Linked DNA regions of Homo sapiens: regions 2, 3, 4 and 5 are each linked to region 1. The links are chromatin contacts, found by Hi-C or POLR2A ChIA-PET in ENCODE. All regions are on one chromosome and are shown on one strand. The core of a region is the stretch at or near the end of the contact, and the rest is flanking DNA. Distances in the headings are between cores, read along the strand shown.

The links. A loop is a pair of places that touch in the nucleus more often than their neighbours do. ChIA-PET counts read pairs that join two places held with the same protein, here RNA polymerase II (POLR2A). Pooled maps may share reads with other maps.
Region 2: a loop to region 1 is called in a pooled map, with 12 times the contacts of the local background. The contact joins the promoter of BSG here to the promoter of MBD3 in region 1. A Hi-C loop is called at or near these places in 7 of 50 pooled maps.
Region 3: a pooled map shows a loop between it and region 1 (8-fold over the local background). The contact joins the promoter of DOHH here to the promoter of MBD3 in region 1. A Hi-C loop is called at or near these places in 5 of 50 pooled maps. POLR2A ChIA-PET finds 5 or more read pairs at or near these places in 2 of 52 experiments (B cell and H1).
Region 4: a loop to region 1 is called in a map with no recorded cell type, with 9 times the contacts of the local background. The contact joins the promoter of TPGS1 here to the promoter of MBD3 in region 1. A Hi-C loop is called at or near these places in 1 of 37 single-sample maps with no recorded cell type and 5 of 50 pooled maps. POLR2A ChIA-PET finds 5 or more read pairs at or near these places in 1 of 52 experiments (activated naive CD4-positive, alpha-beta T cell).
Region 5: a pooled map shows a loop between it and region 1 (6-fold over the local background). The contact joins the promoter of CDC34 here to the promoter of MBD3 in region 1. A Hi-C loop is called at or near these places in 3 of 50 pooled maps. POLR2A ChIA-PET finds 5 or more read pairs at or near these places in 3 of 52 experiments (H1, activated CD4-positive, alpha-beta T cell and activated CD8-positive, alpha-beta memory T cell).

What each region holds. Positions count from the first base shown.
Region 1 is chr19:1,591,087-1,596,517 of GRCh38, forward strand. It overlaps MBD3 (methyl-CpG binding domain protein 3), which reads right to left and starts at 1,779. Exons shown (of 7, transcript NM_001281453.2): 1 at 1,436-1,779. The coding sequence starts at 1,545. RefSeq lists enhancers at 1-792, 2,170-2,219 and silencers at 1,030-1,129, 1,270-1,569, 1,730-1,779, 1,850-1,919.
Region 2 is chr19:568,639-574,455 of GRCh38, forward strand. BSG (basigin (Ok blood group)) reads left to right here and starts at 3,958. Exons shown (of 9, transcript NM_001728.4): 1 at 3,958-4,063. The coding sequence starts at 3,997. It overlaps BSG-AS1 (BSG antisense RNA 1), which reads right to left and starts at 3,610. Exons shown (of 3, transcript NR_184018.1): 1 at 3,471-3,610; 2 at 2,802-2,958. RefSeq lists enhancers at 2,206-2,778, 2,859-2,908 and silencers at 3,729-3,948, 4,119-4,298.
Region 3 is chr19:3,498,114-3,503,598 of GRCh38, forward strand. DOHH (deoxyhypusine hydroxylase) reads right to left here and starts at 2,561. Exons shown (of 5, transcript NM_001145165.2): 1 at 2,448-2,561. LOC105372245 (a long non-coding RNA gene) reads left to right here. Exons shown (of 4, transcript XR_936262.3): 4 at 1,822-2,938. RefSeq lists an enhancer at 2,563-2,672.
Region 4 is chr19:502,939-508,961 of GRCh38, forward strand. It overlaps TPGS1 (tubulin polyglutamylase complex subunit 1), which reads left to right and starts at 4,559. Exons shown (of 2, transcript NM_033513.3): 1 at 4,559-4,906. The coding sequence starts at 4,569. MADCAM1-AS1 (MADCAM1 antisense RNA 1) reads right to left here and starts at 4,951. Exons shown (of 3, transcript XR_936221.4): 1 at 4,438-4,951. It overlaps MADCAM1 (mucosal vascular addressin cell adhesion molecule 1), which reads left to right. Exons shown (of 5, transcript NM_130760.3): 5 at 1,807-2,405. The coding sequence ends at 2,027. RefSeq lists enhancers at 3,635-4,492, 4,365-4,704 and a silencer at 3,705-3,834.
Region 5 is chr19:528,618-534,857 of GRCh38, forward strand. It overlaps CDC34 (cell division cycle 34, ubiquitin conjugating enzyme), which reads left to right and starts at 3,143. Exons shown (of 5, transcript NM_004359.2): 1 at 3,143-3,491. The coding sequence starts at 3,315. RefSeq lists silencers at 2,648-3,387, 3,808-3,977 and enhancers at 3,184-3,840, 4,238-4,287, 4,358-4,517, 5,500-6,076, 6,077-6,240.

The DNA.
Region 1 (5,431 bases), core at 529-3,028:
GGTTCCTGCTGCCTGGACGCCTCTCCCTGTCACTCAATGTCACGTCCTCAGAGAAGCCCTCCCTGACCCCAGTCTCATTCAGGCCCCGTCATCTGCCCTCCCAGATTTCAGCATGTGTCACTGCAGATCTCAGGACGTGTACAGGGTTCCAGCTCATAAGGGTACACATTTGGGGACCAAGTTTCCCCTCTCTTGCTGTCCTCCAACTTTCCAGGAACCAGTCCCTGAGCTCCTCCTGCAGGACGAGGCCCCACACATTGCTTCTGATCACAGCCATCCTTTCCCCGCTCACTTTTCTCACTTTATCTCCCCAAACCGGGACAGTCAAGAACCACAGAGGACCGAAGTGCACAGTGGACGGAGCGGTCGTTCTGCCCCTCCTTGGCTCGTGGAAACCACCCGCCCTCACCTGGGCGGTCTCCTGCCCACGACCCCGAGCTGTGGGAAAAAGGGGGACCAGCCGCACACCCCCCTTTACCCAGGTGCTCGGCACATGGCAGGCGTCCTCCGCTTTCCCCTCCTGGGGGACCTGAAGGCGCCACGGGACACTGAACCAAGGGGAGGGCGCAATCAAAGCTGGCCCAGAATCAAAAGCATCTTTCCCGAGCCAGGAAAAAAAAAAAAAAGAGGACAAACAGCAGGTGGCCGACTGTCTGGGACTTGGCTGCAGCAGGCGACTAAGTCTTTGTTCCACGGAGGGGGTTCCCTGCGACCTTTCAGAGCAGCGCCTTGTTCCAATTTGGGGACGGGGGGGTCTCTGAAAGCCTTCCACCACCAGTAACATCCACGCAAAGACTACCGTTAGGTGGGCTCGGAAAGTCGAAAGCCTCAGGTCTCCACCCTGAGGGGGCCACGACCCAAGAGGACCAGAGGCCTCGGAAGGAGTCAAGGGGAATACCTTTAAAAAAAGCAACGCTGCGTGGGAGACCAGTCACCCTGAGGCGCTTATTCCCAGGACTGGGGCGAGCCCAAGAACCCGTATTTTCACGCACGCCCTCCCCGATCCGCCCATGAGCCCTGCTCCCCGAAATCCCGGCTGGCCACCCCCTCGGGCTCCGCGCCACCCCAGGAGCGCCCCAAGAAGGCACCCCCTGCGTCTCACGGGAACCAAAGGGACAGCCCACCCTCCACCCCTGCCCCCCGGTAGCATCTGGCCGCCGCCAGGCGCCCCTGGCCCAGCGCGCACGAACAAAGGCCGCAGTCGCCGTCCGGCAGCCAGTCCCTGAACGGCCGGCCGAAAGCCATGCGGCCCAACAAGCGGCGCACGCGCACTGGGCCTCCGCGCGCCGGGCGCACACGCACGCAAGACGCACGCACGCACGCACGACGCACGCGCGGGGCCCAGGCCGCGGCCCGGGGCAGGGGCGCCGAGGCCGCCGCAGAGGCCGCTGGGAGGAGCCCGTTGAGGCCCTGCGCGGCCGGCGCGCTCATTCACCTATAGTAAAAGACATCCCTGTGGCCGGCCGACAGCCCCGACCTTCTGGGCACTTCTTCCCTCTCCCAGCCCTGCGGGAGCGCCGGGCACTCCCACCTCTTCCGCTCCATTGCGCCCGGCTCCTCGGCCCGCCGCCGGGCCCGCCGCCGCCGCCCGGACCCCCACTCGCCGCCGCCGCCTCAGCTGCCTCCGCTGCCGCTGCCGCCGCCGCCACTTGCCGCGGCTGTTCCGGCCCGCGGGCCCCCGCCCTCCGCCCCCAGCCGGGCGCGCGCCGGCTTTGCCGCCCTTTCGGCCCCCTCCCCGCGCTCGCCAGCCCCCGCTCGGGGGGCCCGCTCCGCCCACCCGCCCGCGCGGGGCCCCGCGCTGCGCAGCCGCGGCGCCATGCCCCCGCCCCTCTACGGCCCCGCCAATCAGCGCGCTGGGAGGGGGCGGGGCCTTAAGTGGCGTGCGCGCCTGCGCGCTGTGCCTTGCGAGCTGCCAGTGCCCAGCAGCTGTGCCCGGAGTCCGCGCGGCTCCTTTTACTGTGCCCTGTCTCTGCCGGCCGCCTGGTGCGCGTGCGCGGGGACATGCTTTCGGACTAGTGGGGTCCTTTCCTCCGACCTTTCTCCAGCCCAAGTCTTGGGGACTCTGGCCCAGTGACTGGACCTCGACTTCCCCGCCCTCCTGGTCTCCCAGCTTCCGAGCTTTTTACGAGCGTCCAAATCTGGGGGACTTCCCCCGTGACCACCCCTTCCACGCCCCCAAGTTCCCTCCAGTAGCTTTTTTTTTTTTGAGACGGGGTCTCTGTCACCCAGGCTGGAGTGCAGAGGCGCGATCTTGGCTCACTGTAGCCTCCGCCTCCCGGGTTCAAGTTGTTATGCCTCAGCCTCCCAAGTAGCTGGTTCCACGGACGGCTAATTTTTGTAGTTTTAGTAGAGACGGGATTTCACCATGTTGGCCAGGCTGGACTCGAACTCCTTACTTCAGGTGATCAGCCCACTTCGGCCTCCCAAAGCGCTGGGATTACAGGCGTGAGCCACTGCGCCCCGTCCAGCTGCTTTTTGAACCCTCAAAATCCAGGAATCTGAGCACCCCCCCCCAGCTCCCCGACCACCCCCTGCACCTTAGTCCAGCCACCATCTCTGGCCGGGAGAGTTCCAGGACCTTCCTGCGGAATCGCCCACCCCCTGTTGTCTCCCCTTAACCCCTTCCCCAGCCAGCCAGAGGGATCCTGAAATGGAAACGGGTGGGCTGCCCCCCATCAGTTCCCCCTGACAGCGTCGCTCCCAAGGCTAGGGCTGGGCGGGCCTGCACAGGTGTTCAAGGACTGAGTCTAGCTGCTGTGCTCCCCTGCCTCCAGCTGGAGAAACTGTCCTGGTTCTAAGGACTCTTTTGTTGACATTGGGTCCACCCGATCTGGGATGCTTTCCCATCTGAAGATCTCGTCCCATTTTCAAAGTCCCTTTAGCTGCAGGTTCCAGGGAGTAGGACAGGCACATTCATTTATTGATTGATTGACTGACTGATGGAGACAGAGTCTTGCTCTGTTGCCCAGGCTCGAGTGCAATGGCGTGATCTCGGCTCACTGCAACCTCCACCTCCCGGGTTCAAGTAATTCTCCTGCCTCAGCCTCCCAAGTAGCTGGGACTACAGGCGCCCACCACCATGCCCGGCTAATTTTTTTGAATTTTTAGAAGAGATGGGATTTGACCTTGTTGGCCAGCTGGTTTCGAACTCCTGACCTCAAGTGATCCGCCCACCTCGGCCTCCCTAAGTGCTGGGGTTCCAGGTGTGAGCCACAGCGGCCGACGGAACGGGCACATTTTCGGGATGTTGTGCTGACCACAGAAGCACTGAATAAATCAGGATGGATGGGTGGATGATGGTCGGATGCCCCGCTCACCCCACCTCGTCGTGAGGTGAGGTGAGGTGTGAGACAGCCAGCTCTGTCTCCCGAGAAGCTCAGGAGCTGGTTACTGGCCTGAGACCGAGGCCCCATGGCATTGGGCTGCCATGGAAGAATCAGTGCTCCCAAGGAGACAGGAAAGTCTATGCTGTGGACTCAAAGCCAGGCAGTTACACCCCAGAACCAGCCGTGGTACCTGACTAGGGCAGCCAGAGCAAGGCCTGCCCCCATGCAAGGGAGATGATAATTATGTTTTGAGACAGGGTTTCACTTTGTTGCCTAGGCTGGAGTGCAGTGGCGTGATCTTGGCTCACTGTAACCTCCTGAGCTCAAGCAATGTGCCTGCCTCAGCCTCCCAAAGTGCTGGGATCACAGGCGCCAGCCACCACGCCCGGCTGGGAGATTATTATTATTTTTTTAATTTAATTATTTGTGTTTTTTTTGAGACGGAGTTTCGCTCTTGTTGCTCAGGCTGGAGTGCAGCGGCGCGATCTCGGCTCACTGCAGCCTCCGCCTCCCGAGTTCAAGCGATTCTCCTGCCTCAGCCTTCCAAGTAGCTGGGATTACTTGACTAGGGCAGCCAGTGCAAGGCCTGCCCCCATGCAAGGGAGATGATTATTATGGTGGCACCCGCCACCATGCCCGGCTAATTTTGTATTTTTAGTGGAGACGGGGTTTCTCCATGTTGGTCAGGCTGGTCTCAAACTCCCGACCTCAGGTGATCCGCCTGCCTTGGCCTCCCAGAGTCCTGGGATTATAGGCGTGAGCCACCGCGCCCGGCCAAGATTATTTTTAAAATTGGGCTATGATTGTGACAATGCACTCCAGCCTGGGTGGTAGAGCGAGACCTTGTCTAAAATAAGTAAGTCAATAAAATAGTCTTTAAAATGGCCAATTCCAGGCTGGGCGCAGTGGCTGCATACCAGTGTGAATGTATTAAAGCACTGCATTGCACACCTGAAAATGGTTAATTTTATGTTATGTGAATTTCACCTCAATAACAAAAAAAGTGACCCGGGACATATCATGTGCACACAGGAGCCCATTTGGAAGGGGTCACGATGGCCAAACAGAGAGGACAACTTGAGCAACAAAATTAAAGTTTATAAAGGATTTATAGTCTGTAGAAAAAATGTCATCAAGGCCGGGTGTGGTGGCTCATGCCTGTAATCCCAGCACTTTGGGAGGCCAAGGCGGGTGGATCATGAGGTCAGGAGATAGAGACCATCCTGGCTAACACGGTGAAACCCCGTGTCTACTAAAAAATACAAAAAATTAGCTGGGCTTGGTGGCGGGCGCCTGTAGTCCCAGCTACTCGGGAGGCTGAGGCAGGAGAATCGCTTGAACCTGGGAGGCAGAGGTTGCAGTGAGCTGAGATCGCGCCACTGCACTCCAGCCTGGGCGACAGATCGAGACTCTGTCTCAAAAAAAAAAAAAAGGAAAAAGAAAAAATGTCCTCGAGTGGATGCTGGTAGAAATAAATGACTGAATAAATGGCTGATGGGACCACGAGACTGCTCCTCTTTACAGTGGAGTCCAGTGACTCACTGTGGCAACAAACACAGGACCCCATCCGCCAGTCTGGCTCCTGTCACCTCCTGGGCTGGCGAGGGCCTCAGTGCCACCATGCTGAAGTCTCTGCCTTCCCTTTCGGGACTTAAGTACCAGGACAGCAGATACAGAAATAGGCAGGGGAAGCTCACTGCTACTGGGGTCTGGTAACCTACAGATTCAGGGCTCAAGTCACACAATTTCTTTTTTGAGACAGGGTCTCACTCTGCCACCCAGTCTGGAGTGCAGTGGCACAATCACGGCTCACCACAGCCTCAAACTTCTGGGCTCCAGCAATCCTCTCACTGTGGCCTCCCAAAGTACTGGGATTACAGGTGTGGGCCACTACACTTAGCCTGCAGACAATTTTTTTTTTTAAATTTTTATATATTTTTTGAGACAGAGTCTGGCTCTGTCACCCAGACTGGAGTGCAGTGGTGCGTGAGCCACCACGCACAGACCCCTGGCCAATGTTTTTTTAAAAATCAGAACAAAATCTGGCCGGGCACAGTGGCTCCCGCCTGTAATCCCAGCACTTTGGGAGGCTGAGGTGGGCAGAT
Region 2 (5,817 bases), core at 2,708-5,207, 1.0 Mb before region 1:
TGCCCCCAGCAGTTAAAAGTTCTCTTTCTTGGCTGGGCGTGGTGGCTCATGCCTGTAATCCCATCACTTTGGGAGGTGGAGGCAGGCGGATCACTTGAGGTCAGGAGTTCAAGACCAGCCTGGCCAACAAGGTGAAACCCCGTCTCTACTAAAAGTACAAAAATTAGCCAGGCGTGGTGGCGCGTGCCTGTAGTCCCAGCTACTCAGGAGGCTGAGGCAGGACAATCGCTTGAACCTGGCAGGTGGAGGTTGCAGTGAGCCGAGATCGCACCACTGCACTCCAGCCTGGGCAAAAGAGTGAGACTCCATCTCAAAAAAGAAAAAAAAAGTTCCTCTATGGGATGGTCTTTCCAATTTTCTTTTTTCTTTCTTTCTTTTTTTTTTGAGACGGAGTCTCGCTCTGTCGCCCAGGCTGGAGCGCAGTGGTGCGATCTCGGCTCACTGCAAGCTCCGCCTCCTGGGTTGAGGCCATTCTCCTGCCTCAGGCTCCCGAGTAGCTGGGACTACAGGCGCCCCCACCACGCCCGGCTAATTTTTTTGTATTTTAGTAGAGATGGGGTTTCACCGTGTTAGCCAGGATGGTCTGGATCTCCTGACCTCATGATCCGCCCACCTCAGCCTCCCAAAGTGCTGGGATTACAGGCGTGAGCCGGCAGCTGCATATTTTCTTATCTGTTTATTAAGTCTGTTTAAGAATTCCACGGGCCTGGCCAGGCGCGGTGGCTCACGCCTGTAATCCCAGCACTTTGGGAGGCCGACGTGGGCAGATCACAAGGTCAGGAGATCGAGACCATCTTGGCCAACATGGTGAAACCCTGTCTCCACTAAAATACAAAAAATTAGCCAGGCGTGGTGGCGGGCGCCTGTAATCCCAGCTACTTGGGAGGCTGAGGCAGGAGAATCGCTTGAACCCGGGAGGCGGAGGTTGGAGTGAGCTGAGATCGCGCCACTGAACTCCAGCCTGGGCGACAGAGCGAGACTCTGTCTCCAAAAAAAACCCCATGGGCCCTTCATGTTTCCTCTGTTGTACGTTAAATGCTCGGGAAGTATTTTGGGTTTGCAGATCTGATTCCCGAATCCTTGTAATTATCCCATCTCCGAGATCGCTCATGTTTTTTAGGTCACATTGTCATCCCACCCAGGATCTTGGGCCAGGAATTTACGCTCCGCTGAAAGGACGTTCTGACCGGGGGGTGTTCACGCTCCCAGACTAACACAGCGGCCTGTGAATCATGGTTCTCTCTCTCCTGAGACGAGAGTACTGAGGGTAGACATTAATTCAGCCCAAGCGTACAGCTGTGGCCCCAGAAATTGGTCAATTTGATCCGCGAATCCAAAAGGGTCATCTAACAGTGGTTTGAGTTCTTTTAGATTTCTAACCTCTGAACTGGTTAAAGGGGGCATTTACGAAGTCAATATCCCTTCCTCCCGGTGGTCCTTCCCTAAAGGGGAAAAGGGCTGAGGCAGGTCTTTTTGAGCAGGAGGCAAAAGGAAAGTTCTGTGGGTTTTTGTTTGTTTGTTTGTTTTTTGAGACGGAGTCTCGCTCTTGTTGCCGAGGCTGGAGTGCGGTGGCGCGATCTCGGCTCACTGCAAGCTCCACCTCCCGGGTTCAAGACATTCCCTGCCTCAGCCTCCCGAGTAGCTGAGTAGCTGGAATTACAGGCGCCCGCCACCACGTCCGGCTAATTTTCGTATTTTTAGTAGAGGCGAGGTTTCATCATCGTGGCCAGGCTGCCAGTCCTGAACTCCTGGCCTCGTGATCCACCCGCCTCTGCCTCCCAAAGTGCTGGAATTACAGGCGTGAGCCACCGCGCCCGGCCGAAAGTTTCGAATATCCCTTTGGCATTGTTCTGTTTCCCGTTGGAGCTTTCCTGAGGAAGGGGCATGTTCTAGTGGCTGTCCAGCGGGGATGTGGGTGGCAAGGTCCAGGTGGTTCTATAGGGGAGGGATGGAGGGGCGGAGGAGCGGGTGGGGGAGGGGCGGAGGGGCGAGGGGTGGGTGGGAGGGGCGGAGGGGCGGGTTGGGGAGGGGCGGAGGGGTGGGGTGGGTGGGTGGGGGGGGCGGAGGGGTGGGTTGGGAGGGGCGGAGGGGGTGGGTTGGGAGGGGCGGAGGGGGTGGGTTGGGAGGGGCGGAGGGGGTGGGTTGGGAGGGGCGGAGGGGGTGGGTTGGGAGGGGCGGAGGGGTGAGTGGGGGAAGGTGGTCTAGAGGATCCCACCCTTCTTTAGATATGGGGCGTCTCTGCTAAAAATACAAAAATTAGCCGGGCGTGGTGGTGCGCGCCTGTAATCCCAGCTACTCAGGAGGCTGAGGCAGGAGAATCGCTTGAACCCGGGAGGCGGAGGTTGCAGAGAGTCGAGATCGCGCCGCTGCACTCCAGCCTGGGTGACACAGCGAGACTCCAACACACACACACACAAAAGATATGGCGCGTCTCATTCATTCACAAGTTCCTCTTCAAAGGTTTGGCTCGTTCAGCGCCCTCGTTCTTCGTTTCCTACTTCCAAGGCCAACCTGACTTCCTCACCCTCTGGGCCTCCCCGTCTGAGTCTCAGTAAACAAGTTTCCCGCCGGTCCTGATCTGCAGAGATGGCACCTGCCACCCACTCTGCACATCCCCCTCCCGTCGCCACGGGCTCTTCCCGCCAGTGTAGCCACATTCCTGCCCCTTTCCAGTTAGCCCTTCGCGTTCGGCTTAGTCTGCGGTCCTCTTGCATTGCGACTCCGAGTTTAACTTCCAACACACACTTTCAACCTCCAAGAGACGCCCCCACCTGTGTCGCCCCAATAGCGACTTTTCTCACCGTGGTCGCCGCGGAACTTCAAGGGTCCTTCCTACCCGCGTTGCTGAGAGTCTGGGTTTACGCGTCACCTCGGGCGGGACCCGATCCTCCGCTCCTGAGGCCCCCACAATGAAGCAGTCGGACGCGTCTCCCCAAGAAAGGTAACCGCCAGCCTCTCCTGAAACAGAATGGGATCCAAATGGGATATTTGGGGGCGGCGAGTCGGTCCCGCAAAGAGAAACCAGCACTTAGAAAATTTCTCAGCGAGACCACTTTACTTGTACGGAAGGGGGCTGCCTGCGTGGGATGCAATCTCCAGAGCACACGGGACAAAGGAAGGGAGCTTCTGTTCCTCTGTCCTTTCCCTGTTGGCTGGGGTTGGACGCCCACAATCTAAGCTGATCCCGGTTGGCTAAAACTTAAAACTTTTTTAAAATAGGGTAAACGCGCCACCTGCGAGGAAAGAAGAAGGGGGTAAGGTTGATTGACAACTTTAGACCTGGAAGTTGAGTTTCTGAAGAGGAACTTACTTGTCCCAACCAAATGGTGCACAGGACGTTTATACTAAGAAATTATTCATTTTCTGAGATCCAGATTCAAGTGCCCTTTAAGTATTTTTATTTGGGCGGAGGAGGTCACTTCCTCCCACCTAATTTATTAATACGTTCATATATATATATATATATGTACATTTTTAAAGGCAGAGATGTGCGTCTCGCCATGTTGCCGCGTCTGGTCTCGAGCTCCCGGGCTCAAGCGATCTTCCCGCCTCGACCTCCCAAGGCTCTGGGAGTACAGACGTGAGCCACAGCGGCCGGCCCGTGTTTAACTCAGATAAAATCTGGGTAACACACTTTCAACGCTTCAACCCCCTCGGGCGCACCGCTCTGCGCTCATTGCAACTTTGAAAGCAGGAAGGAAGAAATGCGCAGGCTCCAGCCGCGTCCCCGCAGGCCCCACTCCCGTTTCCTAGCAACGCCGGGTCACGTGCGCCGCCGCCCGGATTCCGTAGCGTGAGCCTGCCGGAGCCGGCGCGTACATGCGAGCGTGTGCGCGCGTGCGCAGGCGGGGCGACCGGCGTCCCCGGCGCTCGCCCCGCCCCCGAGATGACGCCGTGCGTGCGCGCGCCCGGTCCGCGCCTCCGCCGCTTTTTATAGCGGCCGCGGGCGGCGGCGGCAGCGGTTGGAGGTTGTAGGACCGGCGAGGAATAGGAATCATGGCGGCTGCGCTGTTCGTGCTGCTGGGATTCGCGCTGCTGGGCACCCACGGAGCCTCCGGGGCTGGTGAGGAGCGGGTAGGGGGCGGGGGTGCGGTCCTGCAGGGGCCGGGAATGGAGGCCGCGGTGCCGACCCGAAGCCGACGGGAGCCTGGGGCCTCGGCGCGGGGCGGCCTGGGGTGCGAAAGGCCGGCCCCGGGGGCTTCCCGCGCCAGCATGGAGCTTGGGGGTGAAGTCCCAGGGTTTGAGGGGGGACTAGAGGTTCCTCCCGGCGCGGCCTGCCGGGCTCCCCCGGGCGCTCCGGCCTCGAGCCCGGCCTCTGTGTGTGGGCGTGAAGCTCCCTGCTTGGAGGCGGGAGCCAGGGGGTCCTGGCCAGGCCGGTCTTGGTCAGGGGAGGTGGGCGTCTTGCTTTTCGGTCACCTGGGGTTGGGGGTGACCTGCTTCCTGGGTGAGGGCGTCTGCGAAGGCGGTTGGAGGTGGCCCGCCCGCCGGTCCCATCGGCCAGGAGAAGGGAGACCCAAAGCCTGGGTGAGCGTCCCCTTTGGCCTGGAGCCAGGGGTCAGGGGCTGGTTGGTGCCTGCCCAACCCGTCCTGCTGGGGCTGGACTCCGCAGGACCTGGGGAAAGCGGCCTGGGCGTGGAATCTGGAGACGGGTCCACCCTGCCTGCGAGTGTTAGGGTCAGAGACCCTCCCCTGAGACTCTCTGGGGCCCCCGCAAGGGCCCGTGCGGCCTGGAGCGATCATCTTGGCGCTCCCTTCTGGAAAAGGGGCTTTTGTCCTCCAAGAGCACATGGAGGCTCTGAGTGGGTCAGCCCTCCGGATCGGGAAGGGATTACCGTTCTTCACGGGATTTAGCCCTGGCGTCTTGCCTAGGGCGTGCACCTGCCCCCGGGTGTTCTCCCAGACTCTTAAGACCTCGCAGGCTCCCTCGAGGGGCCCTGCGTGGAAGGGAAGGCGGAATCTCCCTCTGATTCTGCCTGGATTCAGCACCCAGAATGAGGTGGTCTCTGAACGCCCCTCCTCCTTTACAGGCGAGGAAACAGCCCTGTGGGAAGTCGAGGTTCCAAGGTCACAGTGAGGGGGCCCTGGCCACCCGATTCAGCGCAGGAAATAGTGAGAAAGTCGTTTTTAGCCGACTCTGACCCGCATTCGGTTTCCAGTGCTGTCTTAGGAGGGCCGTGTGTTGAGGGTGGGCAAACGTGGTTTGGAGAGCGCATTTGGGAAATGGATTGAGGTGTGTTTTTCCGGGAGAAAAGCATGACATCCTTTCTTGCTTCATAGAAAATTTCTTCCTTTGTTGAGACCCCCATTTGGTTCTGGGTTAAAGATTTATAGTGAGGCCGGGCGTGGTGGCTCACACCTGTAATCCCAGCACTTTGGGAGGCTGAGGCGGGTGGATCACCTGAGGTCAGGAGTTCAAGACCAGCCTGGCCAACATGGTGAAACCCCATCTCTACTAAAAATACAAAAATTAGCTGGGCGTGTTGGCGCACGCCTGTAATCCCAGCCACTCAGGAAGCTGAGGCAAGAGAATCGCTTGAACCTGGGAGGTGAAGGTTGCAGTGAGCTGATATCATGCCACTGCACTCCAGCCTGGGTAACAGGGAGACTCTGTCTTTAAAAAAAAAAAAAAAAGAGGTCGGGCATGGTGGCTCACGCCTGTAATCCCAGCACTTTGGGAGGCCGAGGCGGGCGGATCACGAGGTCAAGAGATCAAGACCATCGTGGCTAACACGGTGAAACCCCGTCTCTACTAAAAATACAAAAAATTAGCCTGGCGTGGTGGCGGGCGCCTGTAGTCCCAGCTGCTAGGGAGTCTGA
Region 3 (5,485 bases), core at 1,311-3,810, 1.9 Mb after region 1:
CCACACAGGCCTCCTCGCTGTTCCTCCAACACGCCAGGCCCAGTGCAGCCCTAGGGCCTTTGCATTTGCTGTGATCTCCATGAGGAACATTCTTCCCTAGATGTCCCCACGTAGCAGGCCAGGCCTCACTAACACAGGCCTCCATAACTGTTTCAGCACTGACTGAGTGGTTAAGTTAAACATTAAAAGCTAAAAGAGCCAGTGCCCTCATACAAAGGCTGGAATGTAACAAAAGCCCATGAAGAGTTTTGCCCAGGCCTTTCCTGGGCCTTAAGGCATGACAAGATAATGAAGGAATTTTTTTTTTTTTGAGACAGAGTTTCGCTCTTTTGCCCAGGCTGGAGTGTAGTGGCATTATCTCGGCTCACCACAACCTATGCTTCCAGGGTTCAAGTGATTCTCCTGCCTCAGCCTCCCGAGTATCTGGGATTATAGGCATGCACCACCATGCCCGGCTAATTTTGTATTTTTAGTAGAGACAGGGTTTCTCCATGTTGGTCAGGCTGGTCTCGAACTCCCAACCTCAGGTGATCCACCCGCCTCAGCCTCCCAAACTGCTGGAATTACAGGCTTGAGCCACCACACCCAGCCAATAACGAAGGAATTCTTAATGTGACCCGTTTAGGATGAAACAAGTTTTACTGGGTGTCTGAAGAACTCCCCAAACCTCCATGATTTAGCAGGAGACAAGATAAGGATGATCACCCCAGCACCTGGACCCACTGGAGATGAGATAAGGGTGATCACCCCAGCACCTGGACCCATTTAGATTAAGTAAATTTACTGAGGTTCCAAAGGAAAGTCTTCAGGATTCAGATCTTAGTTATAGATTAAAAGAAGTTAGTCACTTTAAGTCTTTAGATGGATGCTCAGTTACATGTAGATGGAGAGCTTAGAGGGTATATAAGCTCTGGAAAACTTTGTCATTTTGAGTTGGTCTGGCGATATTTTCCAGGCCTTCTCCCTGTAACCGGTTACAGAAATAAAAACTCTCTTCCTCCCCAGTTAATCTGCATCTCGTTATTGGACCATGAGAAATAGCAGCCCGACCCTCAGTTTGGTCCAGGAACACCCGTGCTCATCCTCTTGCTTTCCTGGGTCTCCAACATCACTTCCTCATGGAAGCCTTCCCTGATCACAATGGACAATGTTACTCTTCCATCTCTTTTCACTTATTCAGCTTTATTTTTCTCCACGGCGCCTAAGACTCCTAGATATCATATTGGAAAGTATTGGTTTAGTTGCTTGTGATTGGTCTTATCCCTCATTAGAATAGAACTCTGAAGGCTGGGACTGAGTCTATCTTGGTCACTGTTGTATTCCCAGCACTTAGTGCAATGACCTGCACGCAGTAGGGCCTCAATAAAAACAATAACCGGCTGGGCGCGGTGGCTCACGCCTGTAATCCCAGCGCTTTGGGAGGCCGAGGTGGACAGACCATCTGAGTTCAGGAGTTCGAGACCAGCTGACCAACATGGTGAAACCCCATCTCTACTAAAAATACAAAAATTAGCTGGGCGTGGTGGTGGGCGCCTGTAATCCCAGCTACTCGGGAGGCTGAGGTAGGAGAATCGCCTGAACTCGAGAGGCGGAGGTTGCAGTGAGCCGAGATCGTGCCATTGCATTCCAGACTGAGCTACAAAGCAAGACCCTGTCTCAAAATAAATAAATAAAATAAAAACGACAACCGTGACAATAGCAGCTGACACTTATGTAGCATTTGCTACGCGCCAGGCACTCCATGCTCTTTACATTCATTAATTCATTCGATCTACATCACTACCCTGTGAGGTAGTTACTAAGATTGTCCCCATTTTACAGGTGAGGAAACTGAGGCACAGTTTGGGACTGTGCTTGGGAACTTGCTTGGGAGCAGCGTGAAGAGTTAGGAATCCAGGAAGTCTGGCTCCAGAGTCGGGCTCTAAACCACCAACGCTTTGTTGAATGACTTAGGATAAAAGAACACAGCCAAGGGGAGAAGGGACCCCTCTCTTTCCAGATCGGCTGAGAACCTGGCGGATGCTTCATCTCAAGACAGGCTGGCTATGGCATGCTGGCAGCCCTCTCTGGTGAACAGTGGCGTCAGCAAGGCTGCCTGGGCTTGACGAGGGCAGTGTAGCCACCTAAGCACAGGTGACCATCAAAGGAGAGTGACACCTTTAAAGAGGGGTCATCAGAAACCAGAGGGCAGGCCTGTGCGAGCTGGCAGGGCACTGGGGACCATTGAGACCCAACCGTACGACATAGGAGCTTCAGGACGTGAGGTGGGCACTCTTTCATGTAAAAAATCCCAGAGGAAAGAGATCGCCGGGACTCGAGACCCCTTAACCCGCCCCATCCACAGTCAACGAATCCCTGAGACCGGATTCCCTAACGAGGCGCTCCCGGTGCCACCGCCCGCCAGACCCGGGCCCCACACCGTGATCGCCGCCTCCGGGACGCCTCACCGAGCTCTGGAGACTCAGGACCCGTCGGCCCGGCCAGTAACCGCAGGCGCCTCTGCCACCACCGCTTCACCTGCCGCGACGCCCGCAGTGCGGTCTGGGGGCCGCCATTTTCTCGCCCACGTGACCGTGCCGGACGGCACCAACGCAGCCGCGGGTGAGACCTAGTGAGAGGCTCCGTGCATGAGGGAGGCCCGGAAGGCTGAGTCGGTGCTGGTGCCACAGCTCATGCAAACGCAGGAACAGTATTCCTAGTGCGTTCTTCGGGGAAGGGGACGGGCAACGTATGCCCTTTCATGGGAAAAAATTCTCTCCAACCTCCCCACTGCGGTACAAGAAGTGAGACTGGTTTGTGCCGATTCAGCGCCCTGCCTGGGCTGGCTAGCAACGGAGCATGCGCAGTGTTTCTAGGCGTGGTCAGACTCCAGAGGTGTTGGCCAATGGGCTCAGGGAGCTCGAACCTTAAGTAGGTGAGGAATAAAAAAAGGAAGAAATGCAGTCGTTCATTCATTCATGTATGTAATAAATAGTACATGGCCTTGAGGACAAGAGAGCCTTCAGCCCTTACCCTCGTACGCCTCCCAGTGTTGTTATAGAGACAGAAAATAACACGATAAGTAAATGCAATACCTATTAGATGGTGAAAAAGGCTAACGAGAAAAAATTCGGTAGCCAAGGGCGGTGTATGTATAGGGTGTGCAGTTTCAGGAAGGGTGGCCAGAATCTGAGGTGGTGACATCTGAAGAAAGACCTGAAAGAGGCCGGGTACGGTGGCTCACACCGGTAATCCCAACACTTTGGGAGGCCGAGGTGGGTGTTATCACTTGAGGTCAGGAGTTCGAGACCAGCCTGGCCAACATGGTGAAACCCCCATCTCTACTAAAAATACAAAAAGGCTTCAGCTTCCCGAGTAGCTGGGATTACAGGCATGCAACACCACACCAGCTAACTTTTTGTATTTTTAGTAGAGACAGGGTTTCACTATGTTGGCCAGGCTGGTCTCAAACTCCTGACCTCAGGTGATCCACCTGCCTTGGCCTCCCAAAGTGCTGGGATTACAGGCGTGAGCTACTGTGCCCTGCTTGCAATCTCTTATTTTTAAAATGTGGGTGACTGCCAGGAGTGGTGGCTCATACCTGTAATCCTGGCACTTTGGGAGGCTGTGGGGTGAGAGGATGATCGATTGAGCCCAAGATTCCAAGACCAGCCTGGGCAATGTGGTAAGCCCCCGTCTCAACAGAAAAAAAATTTTTTTTAATTTGGCTGGGCGCAGTGGCTCAGCCTGTAATCCCAGCTACTTGGGTGGCTGAGGCAGGAGAATCGCTTGAGCCTGGGAGACACAGGTTACAGTGAGTTGAGATCCTGTCACTGCACTCCAGCCTGGGCAACAGAGCAAGACTCCATTTCCAAAAAAAAAAAAAAAAAATCAACTGTGCCTGGTGGCTCATGCCTGTAGGCCCAGCTACTCAGGTGGCTTGATAGCTTGAGTCCAGGAGTTCAAGGATCCAGTGAGCTGTAATCACACCACTGGATTCCAGCCTGGGTGACAGAGCAAGACCCCATCTCAAAAAAAAAAAAAAAATGAGCAATTAATAAAAAAACATGGCTGGGCATTGTAGCTCACGCCTGTAATTCCAGCACTTTGGGAGGCCAAGGCAGGTGGATCACTTGTGGTCAGGAGTTCAAGACCAGCATGGCCAACATGCTGAAACCCCATCTCTACTAAAAATACTAAAATTAGCTTGGCCTAGTGGCGGGTGCCTGTAATTCCAGCTACTCAGGAGTCTGAGGCAGGAGCATCACTTGAACCCAGGAGACGGAAGTTGCAGTGAGCCAAGATCGCGTCACTGCACTCCAGCTTGGGTGACAGAGTGAGACTCCATCTCAAAAAAATAATTAAATAAAAATTAATGAAAAAACATAAAATGCTGTGCATAGCAAAGAAATCCTTTTGGAAGGCCAACTTCTATTTTAAGACAACATTCACAAATACTTATTGAGCAACTACTGTGTGCTGGACAGTGTCCTGAGCACAGAGGATAGTGTCCTGGGCACAGAGGACACAGGACAAAACAGACACAGTGTCTGGCCTCATGGAGCTGACACCCCCACTTTTATTTTTTTGAGACAGAGTCTCGCTCTGTCACCCAGGCTGGAGTGCAATGGGGCGATCTCAGCTCACTGCAAGCTCCGCCTCCTGGGTTCACGCCATTCTCCTGCCTCAGCCTCCCAAGTAGCTGGGACGACAGGTGCCCACCACCAAGCCCAGCTAATTTTTTTGTATTTTTAGTAGAGACGGGGTTTCACCGTGTTAGCCAGGATGGTCTCGATCTCCTGACCTCGTGATCCGCCCGCCTCGGCCTCCCAAAGTGCTGGGATTACAGGCGTGAGCCACCGTGCACGGCCCACCCCCCCTTTTTTTTTTTAAATTATTGTATTGCCTTCCTATGTGTTGGAAAACTGACTGCAGATAACAGGCATCACTGCAGCCCTCAGCTGCCTTGCGAGGACGTCATCTCAACATGTTTGTGGCTCAGGCTGTTTACGGAGGACTTCCCGTGGACCAGGAGCTGTGCTGACTCAGGAAGGCTACGAGGGCAGGGTGCCAGGTGTGACTGGCCCCAAGGATGCTCCCCAGGAGGAGATAATCCCAGGGTGCAGGACGCAGATATCGAAGCCTCAGCCAAAAGCAAGGCCTGTGTAAGTCAGAGAACTTGGCATCTGGCCTCTGTAGACCTTCGAGAAACTGATAGCACAGAAGAACCAAGTCTGCGTCTTCTGTTCGGTGGGTCCTCTGGGATTGAGCAAGTCCCTGGGGGGCGGAAGTCTGGAATCCAGGTATCTGCAGATCTGTGGCCTCTCTGGAGGCTCCAGGGGAGGATCCTTCCTGCCTCTTCCAGCTTCTGGGGGTGGCCGCCAGTCCTTGGTGTTTCTCAGCTTGTGGCTTCGTCACTCCAATCTCTGCCACTGTCATCACCTGGCCTTGACCCCTGTGTGTCTGTCTCTGTGTTTCTGTGTTAGAATCTCCCTCTCCTCTCCTT
Region 4 (6,023 bases), core at 3,309-5,808, 1.1 Mb before region 1:
GAGGAAGCAGTAACATTTCCAAATAAGGAAGGGGCATAAGCTATGAGCTAAGACTTCCCTGGGACTCTCCAGATATGCCTGGGTAAGCCCAAGCAACTAACTGGGCTAAAGTGTAAGAACTAATAGCTGATAGGAGGCTTTAGAGTAAGAAGCTATTATTTCTAGTGTCTATGTCTATTATTTTATTTGTAAATCAAGACGAGCTTTGAAGAGGAACTTTTCTACTTCCTACAGGTAATTTCAAATTTAAAAGTAAAGGCAAGGCATGAACCCGGGAGGTAGAGCTTGCAGTGAGCCGAGATCGCGCCACTGCACTCCAGCCTGGGGCACAGAGCGAGACTCCATCTCAAAAAAAAAAATGGGCCGGGCACGGTGGCTTATGCCTGTAATCCCTGCACTTTGGGAGGCCAAGGCGGGCGGATCACGAGGTCAGGAGATCGAGACCATCCTGGCTAACACGGTGAAACCCCGTCTCCACTAAAAATACAAAAAATTAGCCGGGCGTGGCAGCGGGCGCCTGTAGTCCCAGCTACTCGGGAGGCTGAGGCAGGAGAATGGCGTGAACCTGGGAGGCGGAGCCTGCAGTGAGCCGAGATCGCGCCACTGCACTCCAACCTGGGAGACAGCAAGACTCCGTCTCAAAAAAAAAAAAAAAATTAAAAGTAAAAATAATGTGGTCGGGCCAAGCATGGTAGCTCATGCCTGTAATGCCAGCACTTTGGGAGGCCGAGGCAGGAGGATCACTTGAGCCCAGGAGGTTGAGGCTGCAGTGAGCTGAGATCACACCTGGGTGACAGAGCAAGACTCAGTCTCAAAAAAAAAAGTGTTGGCCAGACACGGTGGCTCATGCCTATAATCCTAGCACTTTGGGAGGCCAAGGAGGAGGATCACCTGAGGTCAGGAGTTCGAGACCAGCCTGGCCAACATGGTGAAACCTCATCTCTACTAAAAATACAAAAATTAGCCAGGTGTGGTGGCATGTGCCTGTAATCCCAGCTGAGGATTACTCGGGAGGCTGAAGCAGGAGAATCACTTGAACCCGGGAGGCGGAAGTGGCAGTGAGCTAAGATCACGCCATTGCACTCCAGCCTGGGGGACAGAGCAAGATTCCATTTCGAAAAAAAAAAAAAAGTGTGGTCATACATTTCGCAGAGCCCAATATATCCCAAGCATTATCATTTCAACAGGTAATCAATATAAAATAGTATGAAGGAGATATATTACATTCCTCCCTTTTCCCCAGACTAAGTCTTCAAAGTGCAGATTGTAGGCTCAGCACCCTTCATGGTGGTGAGCCGTCCTCTCTCCGGTCTGCCCTTTTTTTTTTTTTTTTTTTTTTTTGAGAGACAGAGTCTCATTCTGTCACCCAGGCTGGAGTGCAGTGGTGCGATCTCAGCTTACTGCAACCTCCACCTCCCGGGTTCAAGTGATTCTCCTGCCTCAGCCTCCCAAGTAGCTGGGATTACAGGCGCCTGCCACCATGTCCAGCTAACTTTGTATTTTTAGTAGGCACAGGGTTTCACCATGGTCAGGCTGGTCTCGAACTCCTGACCTCGTGATCCACCCGCTTTGGCCTCCCGAAGTGCTGGGATTTCAGGCGTGAGCCACCCCGCCTGGCCTGGACTGCCCATTTCTAAACTCTAAGGTGCTATGCGCATTTCAAAAGGGTCATGGTAAAGTCCTTTGTGAAATTTCAGGGAACGTGGTAACTTTGGAAGCACGTGTAGCCTCTGAGGGGCTCCTCCCTTCCCAAGCCTGCAGAGGCCTGGAGGGCTCTGACCGGGGTCTCCTGCACTCTCTCCCCAGCGTCCAAACCTGCGGGTGACCAGCTGCCCGCGGCTCTGTGGACCAGCAGTGCGGTGCTGGGACTGCTGCTCCTGGCCTTGCCCACCTATCACCTCTGGAAACGCTGCCGGCACCTGGCTGAGGACGACACCCACCCACCAGCTTCTCTGAGGCTTCTGCCCCAGGTGTCGGCCTGGGCTGGGTTAAGGGGGACCGGCCAGGTCGGGATCAGCCCCTCCTGAGTGGCCAGCCTTTCCCCCTGTGAAAGCAAAATAGCTTGGACCCCTTCAAGTTGAGAACTGGTCAGGGCAAACCTGCCTCCCATTCTACTCAAAGTCATCCCTCTGTTCACAGAGATGGATGCATGTTCTGATTGCCTCTTTGGAGAAGCTCATCAGAAACTCAAAAGAAGGCCACTGTTTGTCTCACCTACCCATGACCTGAAGCCCCTCCCTGAGTGGTCCCCACCTTTCTGGACGGAACCACGTACTTTTTACATACATTGATTCATGTCTCACGTCTCCCTAAAAATGCGTAAGACCAAGCTGTGCCCTGACCACCCTGGGCCCCTGTCGTCAGGACCTCCTGAGGCTTTGGCAAATAAACCTCCTAAAATGATACAAACGTGTCAGTTTTCTCAGTTGACACCCACTCCGTGGAGAGGAGAGGTCTGAGGGCTCCGGACAGCAGAGGGTTGACTGTGGGTCCTGCCCTGATGGCTCCATCTCCCTCATCCCACAGTCCGGGGCTGGAGAAGAAAGTGTTAGAAATGCTTGTTCCCCGGTGCCGTAAAGAAATAGCACTTGAATATAAATGTCATTTCCTCAGCAAGGCCACTGTTTTACTTTCTGCAGAAAGGGTACACTGGCCAGCAGTTTTGCCACGAGAGTATCCAGAACAAAGGAGACAGGGTCATTTATAACCTGACGCGTCCACCCTACTGCTCTGTCCGGTTTCCATTGGCTGGAACGGGACGGTTTCCATTGGCTGGAACGGGACCTCACATTCTGTATTTATCCCGATCGGCTAGCAGCTTGGAACTTTTAAAAAGAGGCAAAGGCAGAGGAGAACAAAGGAAGGAAGAAGTAGCTTGTGGAATGCTAAGAAAGGTAAAAACACCTTCAAATAAGGAAGAGGAACAGGTTATGACCTAATGCTTGCTTGGACCAGTATAAGCATGCCAGGGCAGATATTTAGCCTACATTGTGGGCACTAAGAACATAAAGTATGTTGATTTCCTTATTACATTATATATATTCAATATAACATTAACAATTAATTAACAAAGAATGTTAGCACAGGTCTTTTGTTTGTTTGTTTTTTGAGACAGAGTCTCGCTCTGTCGCCCAGGCTGGAGTGCAGTGGCGCGATCTCGGCTCACTTGCAAGCTCCGCCTCCCGGGTTCACGCCATTCTCCTGCCTCAGCCTCCCGAGTAGCTGGGACTACAGGCGCCCGCCACCACGCCTGGCTAATTTTTTGTATTTTTAGTAGAGACGGGGTTTCACCGTGTTAGCCGGGATGGTCTCGATCTCCTGACCTCGTGATCCGCCCGCCTCGGCCTCCCAAAGTGCTGGGATGACAGGCGTGAGCCACCGCGCCCGGCCTACCACAGGCCTTTGAATACATTTTGCTTCTAAGAGAAGTTACTATTTATTCCTAATTAGATGGGGAGGAAAGTCTCATTTGAAGAGGAACCTCTACTTCACGTTTTACAAAGGGCATTTGGTCTGCCCGCCAGAGATTCCTGTGCTGGGAGGATGGTGGAACGGTCCCCCGGCAAACAGCTCTCATTGCCCCCTGCCCGGGGCAACGCCCCTGAGGGACGGGGACGGCACCCAGCAAGCTCTGCCCGGGGCGGGGAAACGCGAGGGCTTAGTGGTTTCCTCGGTGAGAAGCTTAACCAGGAGTCCCCGAAAGCAGTGAGGGAAGATCCACAGAGGTCGCCTGGGGAAACACACCCAGAGGCGGCTTATGGAGGAGACTGCTTGTGTTTTGAGGTGGCTGCGGGCTGCGGAGGGTTGGGAGGGCCGGGAGGGCGGCCGGAAGCGAGGTCAGGCGATGAAGGCCTGGAGGTGCCAGCCCGGGGGCCCTGGAGAGCCATGGCAGAGTTTACAGCTCTGGAGGCTGCGGTGTCAGAAAGCTCCCTCTGGCGGTCAGGGGGTAACAGCGCGGGATGCTCGCCCGTGTGGCCGCCAATAGGGGCTCAGCGCAGCTGCAGCGGAGCTGGGGAGGGGGCTTCTCCCACGAGGTGAGCTACGCACTCAGACGTTGACTGAGTTAGGCGGAAGGCCAGGCTGAGCTCGACCCCCAGCACCAAGGCTCAGAGATGAACATGAGAAAAGGGTCTGGGGGCCGGGCGCGGGGCTGGGTCCAGCAGTCCTGGGCAGGTCCAGCCCCGCGCATGCTCCGTCAGGCTTCTCTGCTAACCAGGGAGACTGGTTGCTAGGAGACCATGCTAATGAAGGACTCGCTCACTACCCAAATGGCAAGCAATCCGGCTTTGTGCCAGAAACGAAGCACTTCCGAGGCAGCCATTTTGGAGTCTGGCAAAATTCAGGACCGAGGCCAAAGCCAGGAGAGCCAATCAATATACACAAAGAGGGAGGAGAAGAGAGAGTGCCAATAAGGACACAAGGAAAGTGGTAGCGTACCCTTGTCACTTCCCAAAGTCTCCCAGCGGGATACCGGTGCCCTCTGCCCTTAATCAAGATGGCCGCCTTGGGGGGGCTCTAGCGCACAGTGGAATATGGCGGTGCTTCCGGTCCCGCTGCCCTCAGCGAAGATGGCGGCAGTGGAGAAGCGGCGGCAAGCGGTACCACCGCCGGCCGGTTTCACGGACAGCGGCCGCCAGTCGGTATCCCGGGCGGCGGGGGCGGCCGAGAGCGAGGAGGACTTCCTGCGGCAGGTCGGCGTGACGGAAATGCTACGTGCGGCCCTGCTGAAGGTGCTGGAGGCGCGGCCCGAGGAGCCGATCGCCTTCCTGGCTCACTACTTCGAGAACATGGGCCTGCGCTCGCCTGTAAACGGCGGCGCCGGGGAGCCCCCGGGCCAGCTCCTGCTGCAGCAGCAGCGCCTGGGCCGCGCGCTATGGCACCTTCGCCTGGCCCACCACTCCCAGAGGTGCGCAGTGGGCCGGCTTGGGCGGGTGGGGCAGCGATGGACTTCAACTCCCAGCATGCCGCGCGCGGCTCCCTACCCGCAGCGCCGGCGCAGGGGCCCGGGGCTTGCTGGGAGTTGTAGTGCGCGATGCCTTCTTGGGTGGGATGGATCGGACAAGGTGGGCTGGAGGGTCCGGGCTTCGGTCCGGCGCTAGGCAGCGCGCTGCATGCGGCGCGAGTCCTTCTGGCCGGCTTCGCCTTCTGTGATGCCTTTTTGCAGGTGCTGAGTTTCCCCTTGCAGTTCATGATTTTCAAAATCGTGCAGCTCAAGAGGACTTGGCCCGAGGTCGCAGAGCCAGCCCCCGAGCCAGGTCCTCCTAGTCGCCTCCTTAGCAGCCTCATGTTATCCCCGTCCATTCAGCCAGAACGTGAATATTTACAGAGAGCAGCGCAGTCACCCAGGGCCCCCATCTTAGGGGACAGGCTCCCAGCGGGCAGGTGGGGATTCCTGGAAGAGCCTGGCGATGTGCGGGCGGGTTGCAGGGAAGAGGCCCAGCAGGTGCAAATTTAGACCCCGAGTGTGGGGCACACGGGAGGCGGGAAAGCCACGGAATTTGGCTGAAGCATGCGAGGCTGCAGGTGCCTACGCGCGGTGTCCCCTGGCTGGGGCCAGTTCTGAGCCCAGGGAAGGTGGTTGGGGACTATCTGTTGGCGTTGGGGATGGATGGGCTGATGTCTTTTGTTGGGGGGGGGGTCCCCAGAAGCGGAGCCTGAGGTAGGCATTGTGTGTGCAGGTGATTTTACAAGGGGGTGCGCCCAAGAGAACCCAGGAAGGGGGTGGGAAGAGCAGGCAGGGAAGGATGCCAAGCAAAGGTGCCCTTTCAGCCTCATAACCAGGGCATAAGCGCCCACCATGGCAGCCCTCGCCAGAGTCCCAGAGAAGTTCGGGGGGAGAAGAGAGATGGGGAGTGTCCCCCCTACCACGTTCAGGGTGCACAGGTGTCCAAGATCATACTCAGATAAGGGTGGCAGGGTGTTGGGTACCTGGACAAGGAGCAGACTTGCTCCGGTGGCCCAGTGGCTCTGAAGGCCCCGCCCGATGATTTGCTGGAGCCAGGTGGGAGGGGAGCGGGCAAGGG
Region 5 (6,240 bases), core at 1,893-4,392, 1.1 Mb before region 1:
GGGGAGGTCAGGTAACAGCATGATGCAGGATCACTAATAGGATTATCAACGTTTCCCCTCTCATCAGCCGGCTCGGCTTTCCTGTGATGCCGCCTTTGTTCGGAGGCCCCGTGGTGACACCATGACCCCGTAACTCCAGCCCCAGGTCCTTCCAGCTCAGCCACCCCAGCACTGTGATCCCAGAGAAATGTCCCAGAGCTGAATCTCATTGGACGTCAGGAGTCACATGCTTGTTCCTGAACCAATCATTGCAGCCCAGGGTGGGGGCCCTGGGAACTGATGGGATGGCCCCTCCCTGCAGCCAGGGCTTGCGTCAGTCCAATTCGAACCCGTTCCCACAGAGTAGGGAGCCCCCAAGCAGGCAGGTGGAAGCCCCTGGTGTCCACCGCTCCCGGGTGCTGTGAGCCTGAGCCTCCCTGGGGGTCGGGGCCCTGTGGGACCAGCTGGAGGGGCTTGAAAATCTCCCCAACCCAGGCCGGGCGCGGTGGCTCACGCCTGTAATCCCAACACTTTGGGAGGCCGAGGCGGGCGGATCACGAAGTCAGGAGATCAAGACCATCCTGGCTAACACGGTGAAACCGCTTCTCTACTAAAAATACAAAAAATTAGCAGGGCGTGGTGGCATGCGTCTGTAGTCCCAGCTACTCAGGAGGCTGAGGCAGGAGAATCACTTGAACCCGGGAGGTGGAGGTTGCAGGGAGCCAAGATCGTGCCACTGCACTCCAGCCTGGGCGACAGAGCAAGACTCCTTCTCAAAAAAAAAAAAAAAAAAAAAAAGCGAGAGAAAGAAAACCTCCCTCACCCACACAGTGCTTCCTGGGATGTGGGTGTACGGAAGAAGAGAGATCTTGGGAGCCCTTAGAGAAGGAATCGTGGTTAATTCTAATTAGCATTAATTTACCCATGAGCTGCTGCCTGCCGGCTCCATGATGCTGGCAATATATCCACGACCTGTGGCACGGAAGAGACTGAGGCTCACAAAACCCTGGGAACCTTGGTGAAGGGGCCACAGCCAGAAGGCCCCACTAGTCCCGAGACCCTCCTTTTACTCCAGGCCCCCAGGGTGCCGGGCAGAGGGGCCTGAGGGAGGAGGCCCAGAGGCCCTTACGGGTGAGGACGCCTCGGCCTCGGCCCTGGACAGCTCTGGAAGTGACCGCTCGGCCCAGAGCTCTTTCTTGGATCCCTCCCTCCCTCTCCACTCCTGATGCTGTTTTCCTTTCCCCAGACAGGTTTGCCTGCTGGTCCTCTTCCGGGGACCAGACTCATGAAGCCGGGGCCAGGTGTTGGGGCACCTGCGGGACAGAGTGGCCCTGGTCCCAGACTGGTTTTTGTTTTTGGTTTTTTTTTTTTTTGAGACGGAGTCTCTGTCGCCCAGGCTGGAGCGCAGTGGCGCTATCTAGACTCACTGCAAGCTCCGCCTCCCGGGCTCACGCCATTCTCCTGCCTCAGCCTCCCGAGTAGCTGGGACTACGGGCGCCCGCCACCACGCCCAGATAATTTTTTGTATTTTTAGTAGAGACGGGGTTTCACCATATTAGCCACAATGGTCTCGATCTCCTGACATTGTGATCCGCCCGCCTCGGCCCCCCAAAGTGTTGGGATCACAGGCGTGAGCCACCGTGCCCGGCCTGTATGTTGATGCAGCTGTGTGTACCCAGGGCATAGCAACAATGCCACTGGCACAGTCCGAGGGCAGGGCCACCCGTCACGGGCACGACTCAGGGGAGGCTGGGCTGCCCCGTCCTCACCACGGCCAGTTCTCCCGACCAAGCTTCACAGCAAGGAGCATGTGGGTGTCTGGGCAGCCACTGAGCCAGGTCAGAAGTCAGGTGGGGTCACAGTGATGCCCGGAATCAGCTGGGGTCAAGACTCAGGTGGGCTGGGCGCGGTGGCTCATGCCTATAATCCCAGCATTTGGGAGGCCGACGCAGACGGATCCCTTTATTAGTCCAAACTGCATCCTCCCCTTCCTTTCAAAACCTAACAACACACTTGAGGTCAGGGGTTCGAGACCAGCCTGGCCAACATGGTGAAACCCCATCTCTACTTAAAATACAAAATTAGCCGGACGTGGTGGCGGGCACCTGTAATCTCAGCTACTCGGGAGGCTGAGGCGGACACTAGCTTGAACCCGGGAGGCGGAGGTTGCAGTGAGATTGTGCCACTGCACTCCAGCCTGGGCCACAGAACGAGACTCTGTCTCATTTAAAAAAAAAAAAAAAAAAAAGACTCGGGTAGGACAAAGGTCAGGCTGGGAGGAGGGCACAGCCAGGCTCGGGCTCAGCTTGGGGTGGGGGCTCCGTGGGGCTGGCGCCTCTCCCGGGTCAGGTGCTGAGCCGATGCTGGCCGGCGTAGGCCTCTTTCCCAGTTTCTCTGGGGGGCAGGAGCACCTTGCCAACCTCTGATGGCTCCAGCGCCTGCACTCGCCTCACACCACATGGTGACTTCAACGGGGACCAGGGAAGCCCTCGCCCCTCCCACCCCTCAGAGCCCTCCCCGACCTCGCCCACTTCTCAGAGCTCCCGCTGTCGGGGGAACCGAGGCAGCGCCGCGCCTGGAAGCCAGGTCTGCGGATCCCGCCTCGCTCCCGCCCCTTCCTCCCTTCCGCGTGGCCAGCGCGACCCTAGGACAGACTTCGCGCCCGTCCCCTGCACAGACGGGGAAACGGAGACGGGGACGCGGGGTCGCGCCGGATGGACCGGCCCTGCCCCTCCGGTCCCGGTCAGGACCCCGCGCCGCGCCCCGTTCACCGCCCGCGGCCCCGCCCCGCGCCGGCACGTCACAAAACAACCCCAAAGCCGGGGGACCGGGCCGGTGACGGCGCAGAGCAGCCCTGCCCGCCTCCTTGCGCACAGCGTCCGCGGTGCTGGTCGAGCAGGGGGCGACGGCGGCGGCCTCGGGGATCGGAAGAGCCCGGGGCTGCGCGCTCGAACCCTCCCTCCCGGCGGAGGCGCTCGGCGCCGTAGGCGGGACCGGGGCCGGGACTCCACCTCCCGGCGTCCCCTGCGGCCGGGCGCGCAGGCGCAAGTCGGACCTGGCCGCGGAGCGCAGGCGCAGTCGGGGCCAGGCGGTGCGCGCAGGCGCAGCGGGGGGCGGGGCGCGCGGGCCCGGCCAAGGCAAGCGCCGGTGGGGCGGCGGCGCCAGAGCTGCTGGAGCGCTCGGGGTCCCCGGGCGGCGGCGGCGGCGCAGAGGAGGAGGCAGGCGGCGGCCCCGGTGGCTCCCCCCCGGACGGTGCGCGGCCCGGCCCGTCTCGCGAACTCGCGGTGGTCGCGCGGCCCCGCGCTGCTCCGACCCCGGGCCCCTCCGCCGCCGCCATGGCTCGGCCGCTAGTGCCCAGCTCGCAGAAGGCGCTGCTGCTGGAGCTCAAGGGGCTGCAGGAAGAGCCGGTCGAGGGATTCCGCGTGACACTGGTGGACGAGGGCGATCTATACAACTGGGAGGTGGCCATCTTCGGGCCCCCCAACACCTACTACGAGGGCGGCTACTTCAAGGTGAGCGCGGCGACCCCCGCCCGGGTCCCGGAGCCCACGAGCGACCTCGGGCGCCGGGAACCAGCTCCCTGCCCCGCGGTCCTAGCGCTGTTGCTGGGCGGGCCCCGAAGCCTCCTGGCTTGGGCTCGTTTCCCTTCTATGGCCACGTTCCCCCACCCAGCTCTGCCCGGCCCCCTCCTCGGACCGTCTCGGGGACCTTCAGCCTCTGCTGCAGTCCTCGAAAATCCCCAGTTCCCTTCAAGGCATCGTCCGGTCCCCTGTTAGGCTCTTGGCCCCCGGAGGGGTGGCCGGGGGCCCTCCCTGTAGCATCTGGGCGTGGGGCTCTTGCCCACCTCCTCCTTGGCGGGGGCTGGACCCCGGCTGCCTCCCCCTCCGCCCCTGCGAGAAAGAGGGAGCGGAGCCCAGGCCGCGCCGGCCTTTCAGCTGCCCTCCCCGCCCTCCCCGGAGGAGACAAAGAGGCCCCCCCAGACCCCGTAGCTGCTATTGTTGGGGAGCTGGGCCCGTGAGCGGGGGAGCGAGGCCAGCCTGGGGGTGGCTGGCGCGGCCACTCGCTCAGTCTCCAACAAAGGCCCGGATGAGCCTTGGCAGCCAGGACCCGCCTGGAAAGCGGCCACCCTTGCCAGTAGCAGCCGGCCAGGCGCCCTGGGCTCCATCCCCTGCTTTATGTAACCTGCGCCCTCGGGAAGGCCGAAGTAGGGGCGTGCCTCCCACCTGCTCCCTGCAGCTCTCTCCAGGCCTCCCGGCTCGGGCCCGCGTCCCGGACCCCGACCTCAGAAGCTCCGGGCTCGCTCATCCCAGCTGGTCTTGGCCTTTCTCAGAGTCCACTGAACAGGTGGCTTCTTGGGACCCAAACCCCGAGTTCTGGGCCGTTTCTTCTGCCCTCTGGCGGTTTAATTCCAAGCAGTTTCTGGATGTTTTTGTTGTTGTTGGGAGCGGGGAGGCTGTTTCTGTCTCATGTGAAAAGGACTCAGGCCAAAACCAGGGCAGTTTTCTTGATCTCACGATCCAGACGTGACCTTTGACTTCTTTTAGCGTTCAGGGACCTCGTTCTTGGGGCCAGAGGGACAAAGCGAGGGGCCCTGTGTGAGCGGTGGGGAACGAGCACCCTGTCCAGGAATCTCCCCCTCCCACCGTCACTTCCTGCCAAGAGCCTGGACACGACACGACACTGCAGGGCCCGGCCCGCTCTGCCCCGGCCAGCTGCGGGCGTGGGGCCGAGGGACCGATGCCTCCCGCACGATATGTGTCTGCTCTCCGAGCTAATTAGTGTCTGAACCGCACCCGCTCAGCGGCTGTGAGGGCAGCAGCCTGGTCTGCTGGGGGCGATTCCTGAGCAGAGAGTGGGACGCCCGTGGGTTCTGCATCTGGAATCCTGCGTCCCCACACAGGGAACAGAGTTTGGGTCTCGAGGTTGCCAAATGGTTTTAGCAGCTCCTCCGCCAGCCCCTTCTGTCTGCTTGGGGGAGCAGCTGGCTGAGGAGCCGCAGCCCCACCTCGAAGCCAGGCCTGTGAGGCGGCTGCTGTTCTGGAAGGAGGGGATGGGGGTTTCTGGCTGCTGTGCCCACCAGACCGGTTGCCAGGGATTGTGGGCAGAGCTTCCTGGGCCAGCATTAGGGGATAATCCGGTTTTCCGGATTTCCCAGGGAGGGGGCCTCTAGACATCTGCCACAGGGTCAGTCCTCAGAAGCCAGTGTTGAGACGGGGGTGCTGCCACCCACGAGGACTCTCCCTTCCCGCTGTGCCTGGGAGGGAGTTGGGGGAGCGTGGAAATACAGAACCTGCTGAGTGCCCAGGGCCGCTGCTGCCCAGCCACTGCCTGCAGCTGCTGTTCCTTCAGGAGCCAAAGTGAGCCCTGGGGCAGGGGCCGCCAGAGAGAGCCCTCCACAGCCGACTTGCTGTCTGCCCTTGGCAGGGCGCTTTCCTTTTCTGAGCCTGGGTTTGCTCCGGGGAAAAGACATTCTTAGAGGTGCCCAAAATAAGAGGCTCATTGGGACTTGGTGGGGTTTGGTACAGATGAGGCCTTGGCTGTTGTCAAGGATTGCCGCCTGAAACCCAGCACCAGGCTTGGGGGGCCTGAAGTCTTGGGGAACCGCAGGACAGTTCTGAGACTGAAGTTCCAGCCTTGCTCTGTGGCCGCGGCCAAGTCACTTGCCTTACGGGGCACCAGTGAGTTCCCTGTCAAACAGAGGACACCCCCCAAGACACCCCGCGTGCCCTCCCTGTCCAGGAGGGGCCCGTCCACGATCCAAGACCCCCAAAGTGCCCTGCCTGTCCGGGAGGGGCCTCGCCCACAATCCAAGACCCCCGAGTACCCTCCCTGTCCAGACCTCGCCCACGATCCAAGACCCCCTGAGTGCCCTCCCTGTCCAGACCTCACCCACGATCCAAGACCCCCTGAGTGCCCTCCCTGTCCAGACCTCGCCCACAATCCAAGACCCCCGAGTACCCTCCCTGTCAAGGCCTCGCCCACGATCCAAGACCCCCGAGTGCCCGCCCTGTCCAGACCTCGCCCACGATCCAAGACCCCCGAGTGCCCTCCCTGTCCAGACCTCGCCCACGATCCAAGACCCCCGAGTGCCCTCCCTGTCCAGACCTCGCCCACGATCCAAGACCCCCGAGTGCCCTCCCTGTCCAGACCTCGCCCACGATCCAAGACCCCCGAGTGCCCTCCCTGTCCAGACCTCGCCCATGATCCAAGACCCCCGAGTGCCCTCCCTGTCCAGACCTCGCCCACGATCCAAGACCCCCT